5 separate regions of the Homo sapiens genome follow, and all the other regions are linked to region 3. The links are chromatin contacts, found by Hi-C or POLR2A ChIA-PET in ENCODE. All regions are on one chromosome and are shown on one strand. The core of a region is the stretch at or near the end of the contact, and the rest is flanking DNA. Distances in the headings are between cores, read along the strand shown. Region 1 holds the start of ZNF398 (zinc finger protein 398). Region 2 holds the start of ZNF425 (zinc finger protein 425). Region 3 holds the start of ABCF2-H2BK1 (ABCF2-H2BK1 readthrough). Region 4 holds the start of PDIA4 (protein disulfide isomerase family A member 4). Region 5 holds the start of ZNF282 (zinc finger protein 282).

Region 1 (2,700 bases), core at 40-2,539, 2.1 Mb after region 3:
CTTGATTTAGAGTTTTGTATGCGGCTTCCCTTATATTTCTATTAGCCAGGACTGGCACAACACAGGATCATCGCTACCATCCCACCTATACACAAAAAAAAAGGTTGGAAAAAAGAAAAACAGGTCCAAGAGTGGAGGTGGCACTTCCCTCTGCTCTACCCCCTACCCATCGCTGCTCTTCCTCCTTTTCCCAGTCACCCCTCATGTGCCAGGGTGGCTCCTGACCCAGTACAATTGCTCTCCTAGAGGTGACCAAAGACCTCTTGGGTGGCAAATGCGATCAGTGCTTTCCCCGCGGCCTGACCGTCCCCTTCTCATTCTACGGGGCTGCGTGCAGGCGCGGCCCGGTCGCCTCGGTCGCCCTGGCAACTGGCCGCTGCCGGCCCCCGCAGGCCTTGGCAAACACCCGCGAATGAACCGCCACGCACGCGAGGCCACTCCAGCCTCCGGGTCCGCACCATTCATTCGGCAGCTATTTCGGGAGGGCCTCCCGCGTGTCCCGAGTCCGGTGCCGGGAGCCCAGGCGTCACGCAGCGCGGCGGGAATGCGCCTCCGCACACTTAAATGCCGCCCGCGCCACCGCTCAGATTGCTGGTGACGAACGCTCCCGCGGCCGCGAGAATGGCTGACGGCTCCCCAGCCCAACCCCGCTGCGCGTCTGGCGGGCAGGCGTGGGGCTGACACGCAGCAGGCACCCCCTCGACTTCAACCCAACTGCAGGGCCCCGGGTCTCATAGCTGCCTGCGAGTGCCCCTCAGACCTGCGGCCCAGCCTGGTGTCCCCGGGTGGGCGGTTTCACACCCACCCGCTAAGTCCCCTCACGCGAGGCTGCAGCCGCCAAGCACGGGCGACAGGCGACGTGGCCGGCGGGACCCGAGAACGGCGCCTATGCCTGGCAGCTCCCTGCCCGCCCGCCTTCCTCCCTCGGGGTCTGGGTCTCGGGGGCTCACAACACTCGCGCGCGGCCGCCCTTACCGGGGCCGGGGCCGCCTCAGCCATGGCCCTGCGCTGTCTAGCCCGGGCCTCGGAAGTCGCCGCCGCTGCCGCCGCTGCCACCGCGCCCGGCTCCAAGCAGGCCCGGCCGCCGGGTCCTCTCCACAGGCGGCGCCGACCCGGCCCTGCCTTCCCCGCACGGACGGGACTCACGCGGCCGTCGGGGCTCGGGACGCGCAGGAACGCGGCGGAGGCGCGGTGCAGCAGGCGGCGGATCAAGCTGGGGTCGCGAGGCCGACTCCGCCGCACTCCACCCGCAGCGGCCCCTCAGCTGGCGCTTTGTGGGCAGCGAGTGCACCGGGAACCGCGCGGGCCTAGACGCGCCGCAGGCTCGCGCTGCCCAGCCACCGCGGCCAGCGCGCCCCCTGCCGGCCCCTGCGGCCAGCGCCCCCCGCGTCGCCTCCGCCCCTCCCCCCCAGCTCTTGGGCTTCGGTGTGGGGAGGGTTGTTATTTGGGGCCCACGTGTGTTCCGCTTTCTCACATTCCCACGAGAAGGTTCAGCTCACCGCAGTTTAGGACCCAGCCGCAAAGCCGGGCTCATTCTGGGGAGTGATTTTCTTCACGGAGGCTCGATACGCAGGCGCCGTCTGCAGGCAACAGCTTCTGCTGAAGGGCAGCCGTATTTAGAACAGCGGAAATGTGCAGGGTGAGAGTAAGGGGGACACGGCTGAAGGGAGCCTATGGGTGGAATGAGTGACGGAGAGGCACAATTTTGGAATGAAGAAGATATAGATCATTTGCGGAAATTACAAATGTGGTTGCCAAGGTGAGGCGGTTCAGGTCCCACGCGGCCTGTGTTGGGATCAATAATATTTTAAGGTCTCCTTCACATCTCGGATTATTGACTCTCCGGGGCCTGGTCTGGAAATAGGATTCTTAATTTTTGTTTATTTATTTATTTAGAGACGGAGTCTCACTCCGTCGCCCAGGCTGGAGTGCAGTGGCGGGATCTCGGCTCACTGCAACCGCCTTCCGGGTTCAACCGATTCTCCTGCCTTTGCCTCCCAAGTAGCTGGGATTACAGGCATGTACCACCATGCCCAGCTAATTTTTTTTTTTTTAAGTGGAGACGGGGTTTCACCATGTTGGCCAGGCTGGTCTGAAACTCCTGACCTCAAATGATCCACCCGCCTTGGCCTCCCAAAGTGCTAGGATTACAAGCGTGAGCCATTGCGCCCGGCCTTATTTATTGATTTATTTAGAGACAGTCTCCCTCTGTCGTCCAGGCTGGAGTGCAAGTGGCACAAACAAGGCTCACTGCAGCCTTAAACTGCTGGGCTCAAACGATCCTTCCCCTCAGCCTGCCCGAGCATCTTGGACTACAGGCGCAGCTACCAAGCCCGGCTAATGTTTTATTTATTTGTATTTATTTATTTACTTATTTATTTTTCTGTAGAGACAGGGTCTCGCTATGTTGCCCAAGCTGGAGGAAGTGGAATTCCTGAGAGCAGCAGAGATCGAGCTTGGGGTTACGGTTTGCTGCGTCTGAGCAAAAGGACCTGCGAGAACAGGCCGAGCGCAGTGGCTCACGCCTGTAATTCCAGCACTTTGGGAGGCCGAGGCGGGCAGATCACCTGAGTTCCAGACCAGCCTGGCCAACATGGTGAAACCCCGTCTCTACTAAAAAATACAAAAATTAGCCGGGCGTGGTGTCGTGCACCTGATATTCCAGCTGCTCCGGAGGCTGAGGCAAGAGAATCGCTGGAA
Region 2 (2,700 bases), core at 201-2,700, 2.1 Mb after region 3:
AGAACTTTACACCCAAAGAAACGTTAGTTTTTTTGTTTGTTTGTTTTTGGTTTTTTTGAGATGGAGTCTCCCTCTGTCGCCCAGGCTGGAGTGCAGTGGCGCGATCTCGGCTCACTGCAAGCTCCGCCTCCCGGGTTCACGCCACTCTCCCGACTCAGCCTCCCTAGGAGCTGGGACTACAGGCGCCCGCCACAACGCTCGGCTATTTTTTTTTTTTTTTTTTTTGTATTTTTAGTAGAGACGGGGTTTCGCCGTTAGCCAGGATGGTCTCGCTCTCCTGACCTCGTGATCCGCCCGCCTCCGCCTCCCAAAGTGCTGGGATTACAGGCGTGAGGCACCGCGCCCATCCGAAACGTTAGTTTTAATGTAAGGTTTTTTTTTTTTAACCCTTTAATCAGTAAGGTGCATCTACATTTCACGATTCCGGGACAAATACAGATGTGCACACGCTCCTCAGCCTATGCAGGGACTACTTTCTCATGGACATCCTTTCTAACTACACACTTTTCATTTGTTACTTTAGCCTGACACCTAAAACATGACTAGGACAGAATGCGAGGTTGATTTTCTGGGGACAGTCGCCACCCCCTTCCTTGCCCTCTCTCTCCTTTCTGTCTCTCCCTGGTTTCCCCTTCTGCGTCTTCCCACCTCTCCCGTTTTTGCGTCTTCGTGTTTCTCACGCCCTGTGTCATGGCCTCCTCCGTCTTCTCCCGCTCTGTCACAGTCTCCCGCCGGGGGCTAGGGGTGCCCGGCCCGCATCCCTGGGCGACCCTGAGTCCCCGCAGGCGGCCCCGAGGCCGGGGTGGCTTCCGCATGGGGTCTCTGCCCGAGGCCTTTCTCTGCCAAGGAGGGAGTGTGGACGCTCGGGGAGCCCAGAAGGGCGCTGCACCCACGGGGACCGGACGTGGTGGGCGGACCCCTCCTCCGCGTCCCCGACGGGACATGCCCGGGGCCCACACGGCCTCCGCGCCCCCGGCGGGACGGACACCCCGGGCCACCGCGCGCCCCCCACCACCTACCCGGCCTCGCTGGATTCCCGGGACCCCCTCACAAACGAAACCCTCGAGCTCATCCCTGACTTGGGGGCAGCTTTGGAAGGAACAGCACCGGACTCTCACCCTCTCGCTGCCTCTCAGTCCGGGTTTCTGTGGAGCGCGTCTCCCAGTCGCTGTCCCTACTCTCTCCCTGTTCCTGCTCTCTCCATGTTCACCTGCCCCTCCGTTTCCCCTCCCGTCAGCTCCCTCATCTCGTCTTCGACCGCATCCCTCGCATGCAGATCCGGGAGTCCAAGGGTCCCTCAAAGACCGGCGTGCTGCGGCCCGCACGGAGGGTGCCCGGGCCCCTCCTCTGAGGACCGACTCCCTCTGGCGGCGCCGCTCCTCCCGCCCGCAGGGGGCGCTATGGGGCGGAGCGGCTTCCGCTTCCGAGCGCCGAGTCCCAGCATGCACCGCGCCCGGCCGGCTCTGCCTTTGGGGGCCAGCAGGGCTGTACCTGGGAGTTGGGTTGGGGCGGAGCGGAGGGGAGGCCGTGCCAGGCAGGGCCGGTTCGTGCGGAACCGCCATGGCCGAGCCGGCTTCGGTAAGAAGGGCCGGTGGAGGATGCAGGCTCTGTCGAAACTCGGGTCCCTGTCGCAGCTGGATTGGGGTCCGCGTCCAGGGAGTGGGGCGGCCGGGGCCTGGGCCTGGGGGTTGGCAGTGGCCCACGGACTGAGCTCCGGGCTGGGCTGGAGAAGGTGCAGTCTTGCTGCGTGTGCTGTTCTGGAATTGACCTGGGGAAAAGCTGGTCTGGCCGGGCTTGGCCGCGCGCGTCTGTGGCCCCGGCCACTCGGAAGGCTGAGGCGGGAGCAGCGCTTGAGCCCGGGAGCTCTGCGCTGTATATGCGCTAGGTCCGTCGCGCGGTGCCTCTGAGTTCTGCATCTGTGTGGTGACCTCTCGGGAGCGGGGACCACCAGGTTCCCCAGGGAGGGGGAACCGGCCCAGCTCGGAAACCGAGCAGGGCAAAACCCCAGTGCTGATCGTTAGTGGGATCGCGCCTGTGAATAGCCACTGCCCTCCAGCCTGGGCAACAGCCAGACCCCGTCTGTTTAATACATAAATAAAAGTTGGTTTGGGAGAAAGAATCCGGGTGGGAAAGATCTGTTTCTCGGCCTGTTGTAGGCTCAGATCAACAACGCTGTCCCTGCCTTCAGTGTCGGGGCTCTGAACCTCGGGGTCTCTCTGGGGCCCGTGCTCTCCTGCTGAAGGTAGTTTCAGAGAAGCACATCAGTGTTAAGCAGATGAGAAAAAGGAGAAGGAAAGCTGGAACTGAGAGAAATTGGAGACCGCTCCCTCTAGGAAAGGACAGAAAACTTAAAATGAATTGGGTGGTTAGCGTAAATCGAATTTACCGTAAATGCTGTAGTATTGTAATGTAGTATTGAAAATTTGAGCACCGGTTTTAGAGTTTGAAAGGCGTATCCTGAGGCTTAATCCAAGAAACCCTGTTACATTCAGTTAAGTATAACTTGCTTAAGTGTGCAAGTTTTTCTTGTGCCCCCAATGAAATTTTATAATCTTAGGAATGTAATGCTCCTTATTTGCATTTGATTCTTCCCTTTTGCTTCCCACTCCTTTTCCCCACCCTCCTTTGGCAGGTACAGATTCTTTTCTGATTTCTCCAAGCTTTGTTTCTACAGCCAGGCTTTCTTTTTTTCTCTCCTCT
Region 3 (2,725 bases), core at 117-2,616:
CGGCCTTCCAAAGTGCTTGGATTACAGGTGTGAGCCACCACACCCGGCTTGTTTACTTTTCACATGTTCCTTCTTTATTATGAGCTCCCTGAGGTCAGGGAGTGACTTTGCACCATTGCAACTCCAGCACATATATCTGAGCCTGACAGATAGTAGGCACTTCGTTGGTGGAGGATATTCTAGGAAAATGTATGTTCAAAGGCATGCAGGTGTAAAATAGCACGCTTAATCTCCGAACTATTTAAGTAGGTAAGTTCTACTGAAGTATGAGTTTGAGAAGAAAAACTAATTCTCATTGTTTGAGTCACGGACTGTGGGCGAAAAGGTGCCACATTTGGAGAATATGCTCAAAGGGAGCAATAGCTTCCTTTGCTGCCCCAAACGTCACTGATGGTGAGGCTTCTGCTGCACAGGAGCCTGGAGAAGTAACAAAGATCACAAAGGGCCTGCCTTGTACTTGAGGCTAAACATTTGGAGTTTACAATGTAGGTAATGTGAAGTCCTTGAGAGATTGTATTTATTTTTAAACCATCCAGCCCAAAATGTCATGTGAGAGATTTTAAACAGTGAGACTCAAAGGGAAAGTAACGGGCCCGGTAGCATGGCTAACTAATAATAAAACAAATCTCAGCCAAGGGGCCTTTTTATCTCGGGGCCCTTTCCACCAAACTTGCATGGCTTCAGTGGAAACCTAACAATGCGGCAGCGGGGAGGCTAAGCGGCCGAGGTTCCAAAACAACGTCTGGCACCTTCTAAAAGTTTAACAATGAACCAGCCTCTAAAATTAAGGTTTAATGAAACCAAGGCGCTTTCTTTCGTGAAGGAATTCCGTTGGCAACATCTTTGCAGCGATGCCCCGCTTTCTGGAACCCCTCCCTGCCCAGCGCCCCCTTCATTTTAGTCCTCCCCTCACGCTCCCACCTCTCCTCTCCCATTGTTTCGATCTACTCCCGCTGAGGCAAGCTGGGAAGTGTAGTTGCACGCCCTGCTGCCTGAGTCGGTTAGGTAGCTCTAAAAACTCGTAACTCCACAACAGCTCAATGGATTTTCGAGAGGTGGGGTAAAGCCTGAAGGCTCAGCCGGTTTATCCAACGAGCAATCTGGGATTTGCAGTTTCCAGCGCCCGAAGTGCGCCCGCTAGCAGAGAGCTCTTGGACTCTAATCCCGCCCCCTCCCCGAGCCTCGCGCATCCTGATGGCGTCACGCGGCCCCGCGAGGTCTGTGGGATACATAGTAGTCCTCAAGGCGGGTCTCACTCTTGGCCGCTGCAACTTGAGGACTACACTTCCAAGGAGGCAGCGCGGCGCGCCGAGAACCACCCGAGGCCGTGATTGGCTGGTGAGCCGGCCGCACGCGGAGGATCCTAAGGAGCAGCTCTGTTGCGACATAGGCCGAGCAGCGAGGCCCAGTGAGTTAGGGGAAGGGGAGCTGTAGGGAGAGGGTCCCCGCCGGTGAGGGGGAAAGAGAATTAGAAGAGGAAGCAGGGACGGGGTTTGGATGGAGGGCTCTGCGAGGGGGAAGATAGGGCTAAGGGAGAGAAGCTGACGGGCGGGGTGGGGGAGGACCCGGGGGTGACGAGCGTGGAGACTCGGAGGGGACTCACGCGGGCGAGGACGAGTGCGTCCCGGCAAGAGGCTGGGCTCGACGGCCGGGTGATGTGGAGAGGGACGATCGAGAAGAGGCCCGAGACGGACGGGAGGAGGAAGCCCGGAAAGTGAGGCGGCTAGCTGAGTGCGGAGCGCCAAGTTGTAGGGAAACCGGAGACGGAGACCTCCGCTGAGGGGCAGAACCTGGTCCCCAGCCGGAGGCCCTGAAAGAAGGAGCGTTTCCAAAGTGAGGCAGTCCGTGGGGGACTGGTGCCTGTGGGAAGAGATGTTAAGATTAGAAGAGCCGCTGAGAATCGGCATTGGTTTGGGATACCCTGACCAAGTTGGAACAGACGAGGCGGGGGCAGGCCAGGGCATCAGAGGCTTGATGTTGATACGAAGATTCCTGAGAGGGATGGAGCAGGGCCCAGGCATTCTTACTAGTAAGTTTAGGGTTTGGGGGTATCTGTTTGCCTTCCTTCAGGCTCCCTGAAACAACAGTAACCTACCCCTGTGGGTCATCATCATGCCCTCCGACCTGGCCAAGAAGAAGGCAGCCAAAAAGAAGGAGGCTGCCAAAGCTCGACAGCGGCCCAGAAAAGGACATGAAGAAAATGGAGATGTTGTCACAGAACCACAGGTGGCAGAGAAGAATGAGGCCAATGGCAGAGAGACCACAGGTGAATTGAGGGAGGGGTGAGTTGGGGATGGTTGCTAAGACTTAATGCATGCCCCAGCCAGAGTTGGAATCTTGATGCTGGGGGTAGTGGAGAATGTATCTGGTGTCATGCAACTTTTCATGATGAATCAAATCAGTAGAGTTGGAATTCGTGCCACCCTGTCATTGCGCAAGGAAGCCGAAGACGAGGTTCTCACATACTCAGTGGCAAGCGGATGTGAGAGTTGCTGAGCTGCCTTGCTGCTCTATTAGATTGTGAGGAGGGGATCAGTTCCCTGCCCCTTTCTCAGTTTCCATTTCTATGCATGGTGACCAATGTGCCAGGTTCTTTGCTACATTATACAATAAGCTTGTCCTCTCACTGGTGTAGTGGCTCTACCTACAAGAGAGTAACTTATGAGTTGATTTATGGGGTTTTTCCTGGGAGAGAGCTCCCTTTCTGTTATTTATATTTTGGGAA
Region 4 (2,700 bases), core at 116-2,615, 2.2 Mb after region 3:
GAATCACTTGAACCCAGGAGGCGGAGGTTGCAGTGAGAGGAGATGGCGCCACTGCATTCCAGCTTGGGTGACAGAGCAAGACTCTTGTCTCAAAAAATAAAATAACATGATACCGAACTGTCTGGTGGCCCACATTCATAGCACTCTAATAAATCAGTGTGTACAGTTGCATAATGTTCTGCCCTACAAAATTGACCAGGAACCATCAGATTAATAGGCATTCAACAAAAAAATTAAGTATTTTTAATTGCTAAGGTCTGTGAGTTATCCCTTTTTTCTTCCTCACGTAATAATCTGCACACACGAGAAAATATTCCTGAACTTGAGTTTCTATTTTTTTTCTTTTCCCTATTTGCCTTCTCAAACTCCCAGGTGTTAAAAAAAAGTCTCAAACTTAATGCACATTACAGGCTTCTTTTCTGACATACAAAAATCGTCATCTTAACCTAGTTTTCTTCTCCAAAGTGGTCAAGAGGGAAAACCTCAAGCTTTTATTCAGATCTATGTAAACCACTAGATTGCCTATCTGGTATTTCCTTTTGCAGAAAATCACTAGAAAACTAAATAAGACGAGGCAAAGTTTAGACAAGAATCTGATGGCTTGTTTCTCCGAGATGCAACCTTGGAGAGAGGCTTCCCCAGATTCTAGTCTGGATTCACTTTACTGCATGCTCTTCCCCGCTCTCTAGCTCAATACTCCGGAGAGAAATGAAACTTTTATTTGCTCGAGCAGAAAAAGAAATTAAGAAGGCCACGAACATGCAGCGGACTTGGAGCCCCTTTCTAGCAACAAACAGGCTCGTGCTCCTCCGCCCGCGTTGGTCTCCAGCTTCCCAGAGCCCCGGCGGGTTGCGAGGACCGCCCTGCTCGCCACTGCTCCCCACCGCTCCGGTACCGACACGTGTTCTTACTGCCAAGTTCGGCCGCAGGATGCTGAGCCGAGCCCCGCCCCGCTCCACATTTCCCAGGCTCCGCCTCTCCTGCCCCGCCCCCGGCACCGATTGCCAATAGCGCCCCGAGGCGTAGCCAGGTCCCGCACTCCCCGTGCCCGGCCCGCCGCCTTTGTTCTCCCCCGCTCTCCCTCTTGGCCTGTGCGCTCCCGGCAAACCGAGTGGCAGCCGCTGATTGGTGGTTGTGGCGCAGCCAATCAGAAGGGGGCACCTCACGTTAGGGCTCGGAGTTTTAAACGCGCAGCCGAGGGCCGCGCGCAGGAGTAGGGAGGGCCTAGGGCGGCGGAGCCGACTCGTCGCGGCCGAGGCGCGCGCGGTCCGTGCCGGCGTCAGTCTGGGATTGGCCGGCCCGCGACTTCCTCCGCCCCCTGCCAATCGCCGGGGACGACTTCCGTGGGTTTTTCCGGCTCCCCCGCGTCGCTAAGGAGCGACGGGCTGTCGGCCAGACCCCGAGTTCTCGGTGCGCTCAGCGGCCGCCGACGCTAGGAGGCCGCGCTCCGCCCCCGCTACCATGAGGCCCCGGAAAGCCTTCCTGCTCCTGCTGCTCTTGGGGCTGGTGCAGCTGCTGGCCGTGGCGGGTGCCGAGGGCCCGGACGAGGGTGAGCGGCAAGCGCGCCGCGGGTCGGGCTGTGCTTGCGGGGGCTGCAGAGCTGTGCGGGGGCCTGGGCCCTGCGACCCCGGCGGGCGGGCTTCCGCGCGGTCAGCTCCAGAACTAGTGATGGGCGCCGAGCCCGGGGTAAACTTGGCGGAGTTGAAGGGGCGGGGGCGGTGGCTGTGGCAGTGGCAGGATCGATTTGGGGTTCCCGGGAGAGGAAGGTGGCCGGGGTCTCTTGGGCTCCGACGCCCTGGAAGACCCCTGTCACCCGAGGCTGGGAGAGGGCTGCAGAGCGCCTTTTTTGCAGCTGGGTCCTTCGCCTTAATTTACAGATTTTCGTCAGGTCCAGGCTAACTCCAGGCGAACGCGCCCAGGCAGTGGGAAGGGAGAGGGAGAGCCACTGGAGAGAAGGGGCGAGGGCGTGAAGAAACAAGTGCGAGTTCTTTGGAACAGCAAGCATTCCTTTTCAAAATGTGGTCTGTAGATTTGGAAATGATTAATCCATAGATTCTGGAGAAAGGGATGGCTTGGTTTGCACCTTTGAGAAACTAGAGATACCATTCCTTCTGCATTTAGCATTTACTGTGTGCCAGTCCCTGTACTGGGTTCTGGGAGGAAAAGATTGTGAGTGTGGTCCCTGCCCATGAAGCGCGTACTCCAGTAGGAATAGTAACAACTACTTCATGGTCCCTGCATTTTTCTTCGAAGTGAGCTAGCTGCAGACATAAGAACTCTGAAGATTAGGAAGTGCTAATTAAGGAAAAGTTGTTATTCCTAGAGAATAAGGCATCCAGGTACTGGTCTTTACCTTCTTCCTCTCTGCCCTTACTTTTAATCACTAGCTTTTTAACCTTCTGAGTTTGTTCTAATATAAATATACACTCTTTGATAATGTTAGTGTGTAGGGAAATCGTGAACTTTATACTCTTTCAAACAGATTGAGTAACTTCTGCGTGGGTCACTGATTCAAAAAGAGTCTTTGCCCAAATAGAAAAGGAAGTAAAAACCCACACTCGGCGAGAAAAACACCTGCCGAAAGGAATCCGATAGCGGGACTGCTTACAAATTGTGTCTTGAGACCTTTACCCAAATCATGTTTGTTTAAATAGTGTTTATTTAAATACAGATACCCAAAATACACTGAAGCAGAATGCA
Region 5 (2,700 bases), core at 141-2,640, 2.0 Mb after region 3:
CTTGGGGCGATCTGGGCAGACCAGCCCCACTCTCTGACTCAAGAGCAGCCCTGCTCCGGGGCAGACCTGCTCCGGGACACAGCAGAGTGGAGAGCAGGGCCCTAGGATCGCCAGGCCCTGTAATACCAGTAAGAGGTGCTGGTGTTTCCATCAAAAGCACCCATTCCTCCATCACAGAGGCTCCACTCCGCCCTAGCCCACAGAAGGGGACAGAGTCCACAGTAGAAGTTAAGAAAGTCCCGGGGCCCAGTTTAGTTTTCTCGGGTTTGAAGCCCTAACCCTGAAAATGATCAAACACAACACAGCAGCCCCTGGCTCCCTCGTTAGCACCTGGCTGAGAGCCGCGTGGTGAGCAGAGGGGCCCCTGAGCAGCCCAGCCCCAGGGTGGGCCCAGAGAGTCTTCCCTGGGCAAGCTTTCAGGCCTCTCTGAGGATCCACCTCCCCTGGTTTTATACCCAATTCTGGAGCACCGGTTCTGCCCACGGAGATCATCGATGGAGCCTGAAGAAATGCCTGGTGCTACTCTCACCCGTCAGAGACCCTGAGCTCTGGGACCAGGCAAGGGCTCAGGAGTCTTAAAAGCTGCCCAGGCCATTCCAACATGCGGCCAAGTTTGTCAACCGCAGGAAAGACCCCGAAGTCATCTCTCCATGGCCCCCTCCCTGGATCACACCCGGTGCAGGGGGAGAGTGAATTACTCATTACACTTGGTGAAAGGTGGTAATCAAACATTTAAAAAATATCCCCGTCAAATTGGCCACCGTGTAAACACGAACGAGGCATTCACTTCTGCGGCCGGGCGGAAGCACTGCCCGCGAAGCTCTCCGCCGGCCGGGCGCAAAGGGAGCCCCAAGCCGGGGCTCAGCCACAGGGTCAGAGCTCTGCCAGGTCCCGGAAAGGACGGTCCCGGCCCCCGCCCCGCGGGGCCTCCGCACTTGGGCCCGGCGACCGCTGCTCCGCGCCGCGCGGGCCAGGCCTGCCCTTCCGGGCCTGCGTCGGGCCCGCTCCGTCCTGCCCGCCGCGCAGCCCGGCCGTGCCCCGCCCGCCTCGGGCCTCGCCTGGGCGCGGAAGCTGGGAGGGCGCCGCAAGGCTACCGGAGGACGGCGCGGCCCGGTCCCGCGGCCCAGCCCGCGCCCCGCCCCCACGGCAGCGCGGCCATGGCGCCGGCGGGGTTCTCCCACCTGCATGGGCGGCATTCCCTCGGCCATTTCCCCGCGCAGCGCCGGCTCCTGGTGGCAGACCTCCTCCGGGGGCAGAGCCTGGGCCCAGCTCCAGCTCCCGCTGTCCAGCCCCAGGCCCTGGATGCCCAGCTGCTGAGGCTGCGGCCGTGTTGACACAAACTGCATCCTGGGAGTGCTGTTCCCCGCTCGGGTCGGCCAGGGAGAAGAAGAACGTTTTCCAGGCGCCTTCCCCCTCTCCGGGGCCGGACAGCTCCATCTACAGCCCGTAGGAGCAAACAGTCCCCTTCGGCGGCGCTCCCCGCCCCTTGGCAGCCCGCGCGCCAGCCAATGGCCTCGGAGCTCCTGCCCGCCTGCGGGGACCTACCGGGGCCACTCCCGGACTGGGGTCGCCACCGCCCCAAAACTGAGAGGCGGCGGCCTCGCCCAGGGGTCAGGCCCCCTCAATCTGGGATGGCCGACTTTAAAGGCCCAAACTATGCGAGGACCTGGACTGTGGGCTTGATTACTGTTAATTCTGCAAATGTATTGGGCATCCCGGGAGAAAATAGTGCCTGACCCTTGTGAAAATTTTGCAGGAGTAATTCTGTCTTCAGACACTTTCTTCTGGCCTTCTGCCTTCCCTCACTCCTTTGCAGACTTTACCTCCCACTCCCCTTCTTCCCAATCCAGATTTACCTGGACCCATCCCAGAGCTTTTGCACTGTTATGGATGATAGAGAAGTGATTCATGTTAAGGTGTCAAAAGAGGGCTGAGCTCTTTCTCCCAGGTAAGGTGCAGTGCATTTTAACAGTGGCCTCTTCAAACACCTTGAAATTGGGTTGGGCGTGGTGCCTCACACCTGTAATCTCAGCACTCTGAGAGGCTGAAGCAGGAGAACGACTTGAGCCCAGGAGTTCGAGACCAGACTGAGCAACATATTGACACCCCATCCCTATAAAAAATAAAAATTAGCCGAGCGCGGTGGCTCACATCTGTAATCCCAGCACATTGGGAGGCTGAGGCAGGCGGATCACCTGAGGTCAGGAGTTCGAGACCAGCCTGGCCAACATGGTGAAACCCCGTCTCTACTAAAAATACAAAAAGATTAGCCGGGCGTGGTGGCGTGGGCCTATAATCCTAGCTACTCGGGAGGCTGAGGCAGGAGAATCGCTTCAACCTCCGAAGCGGAGGTTGCAGTGAGCCAAGATCGCGCCAGTGCGCTCCAGCCTGGGCAACAGAGCGAGACTCCATCTCAAAAAATAATAATAAGGCCGGGCGCCGTGGCTCACGCCTGTAATCCCAGCACTTTGGGAGGCCAAGACGGGCGGATCACGAGGTCAGGAGATCGAGACCATCCTGGCTAACACGGTGAAACCCCGTCTCTACTAAAAATACAAAAAAATTAGCCGGGTGTGGTGGCGGCGCCTGTAGTCCCAGCTACTCGGGAGGCTGAGGCAGGAGAATGGCGTGAACCCGGGAGGCGGAGCTTGCAGTGAGCCGAGATCGCGCCACTGCACTCTAGCCTGGGCAACAGAGCAA

What was found. Hi-C counts contacts between places; a loop is a spot of excess contacts on that map. ChIA-PET counts read pairs that join two places held with the same protein, here RNA polymerase II (POLR2A). Pooled maps may share reads with other maps.
Region 1: a pooled map shows a loop between it and region 3 (6-fold over the local background). The contact joins the promoter of ZNF398 here to the promoter of ABCF2-H2BK1 in region 3. A Hi-C loop is called at or near these places in 9 of 50 pooled maps. POLR2A ChIA-PET finds 5 or more read pairs at or near these places in 2 of 52 experiments (CD4-positive, alpha-beta T cell and OCI-LY7).
Region 2: a map of CD8-positive, alpha-beta T cell shows a loop between it and region 3 (13-fold over the local background). The contact joins the promoter of ZNF425 here to the promoter of ABCF2-H2BK1 in region 3. A Hi-C loop is called at or near these places in 4 of 168 maps with a recorded cell type or tissue (CD4-positive, alpha-beta T cell, CD8-positive, alpha-beta T cell and naive thymus-derived CD4-positive, alpha-beta T cell), 1 of 37 single-sample maps with no recorded cell type and 8 of 50 pooled maps. POLR2A ChIA-PET finds 5 or more read pairs at or near these places in 2 of 52 experiments (GM12878 and OCI-LY7).
Region 4: a loop to region 3 is called in a map with no recorded cell type, with 16 times the contacts of the local background. The contact joins the promoter of PDIA4 here to the promoter of ABCF2-H2BK1 in region 3. A Hi-C loop is called at or near these places in 2 of 37 single-sample maps with no recorded cell type and 6 of 50 pooled maps.
Region 5: a loop to region 3 is called in a map of naive thymus-derived CD4-positive, alpha-beta T cell, with 9 times the contacts of the local background. The contact joins the promoter of ZNF282 here to the promoter of ABCF2-H2BK1 in region 3. A Hi-C loop is called at or near these places in 1 of 168 maps with a recorded cell type or tissue (naive thymus-derived CD4-positive, alpha-beta T cell), 1 of 37 single-sample maps with no recorded cell type and 6 of 50 pooled maps.

Annotation. Positions count from the first base shown.
Region 1 is chr7:149,146,042-149,148,741 of GRCh38, reverse strand. ZNF398 (zinc finger protein 398) reads right to left here and starts at 1,289. Exons shown (of 6, transcript NM_170686.3): 1 at 976-1,289. The coding sequence starts at 999. LOC107986856 (a long non-coding RNA gene) reads left to right here and starts at 1,381. Exons shown (of 2, transcript XR_007060581.1): 1 at 1,381-1,759; 2 at 2,390-2,700. RefSeq lists silencers at 375-424, 565-714, 1,009-1,180, 845-1,484 and enhancers at 790-1,363, 1,795-1,844, 1,938-2,511, 2,512-2,700.
Region 2 is chr7:149,125,074-149,127,773 of GRCh38, reverse strand. It overlaps ZNF425 (zinc finger protein 425), which reads left to right and starts at 1,450. Exons shown (of 4, transcript NM_001001661.3): 1 at 1,450-1,578. The coding sequence starts at 1,561. It also overlaps the pseudogene RN7SL521P and a transcript of ZNF398 not described here. RefSeq lists enhancers at 471-520, 1,184-1,735, 1,736-2,287, 2,535-2,700 and silencers at 681-1,120, 1,852-2,025.
Region 3 is chr7:151,225,846-151,228,570 of GRCh38, reverse strand. ABCF2-H2BK1 (ABCF2-H2BK1 readthrough) reads left to right here and starts at 1,366. Exons shown (of 17, transcript NR_160983.1): 1 at 1,366-1,408; 2 at 2,071-2,266. It overlaps ABCF2 (ATP binding cassette subfamily F member 2), which reads left to right and starts at 1,366. Exons shown (of 15, transcript NM_007189.3): 1 at 1,366-1,408; 2 at 2,071-2,266. The coding sequence starts at 2,113. RefSeq lists enhancers at 1,190-1,269, 1,380-1,429 and a silencer at 1,530-1,589.
Region 4 is chr7:149,027,170-149,029,869 of GRCh38, reverse strand. It overlaps PDIA4 (protein disulfide isomerase family A member 4), which reads left to right and starts at 1,365. Exons shown (of 10, transcript NM_004911.5): 1 at 1,365-1,549. The coding sequence starts at 1,462. RefSeq lists silencers at 873-1,452, 1,523-1,592, 1,683-1,732 and enhancers at 1,057-1,650, 1,651-2,245.
Region 5 is chr7:149,194,236-149,196,935 of GRCh38, reverse strand. ZNF282 (zinc finger protein 282) reads right to left here and starts at 1,390. Exons shown (of 8, transcript NM_003575.4): 1 at 1,182-1,390. The coding sequence starts at 1,346. RefSeq lists an enhancer at 323-372 and silencers at 813-1,172, 1,293-1,614, 1,433-1,722.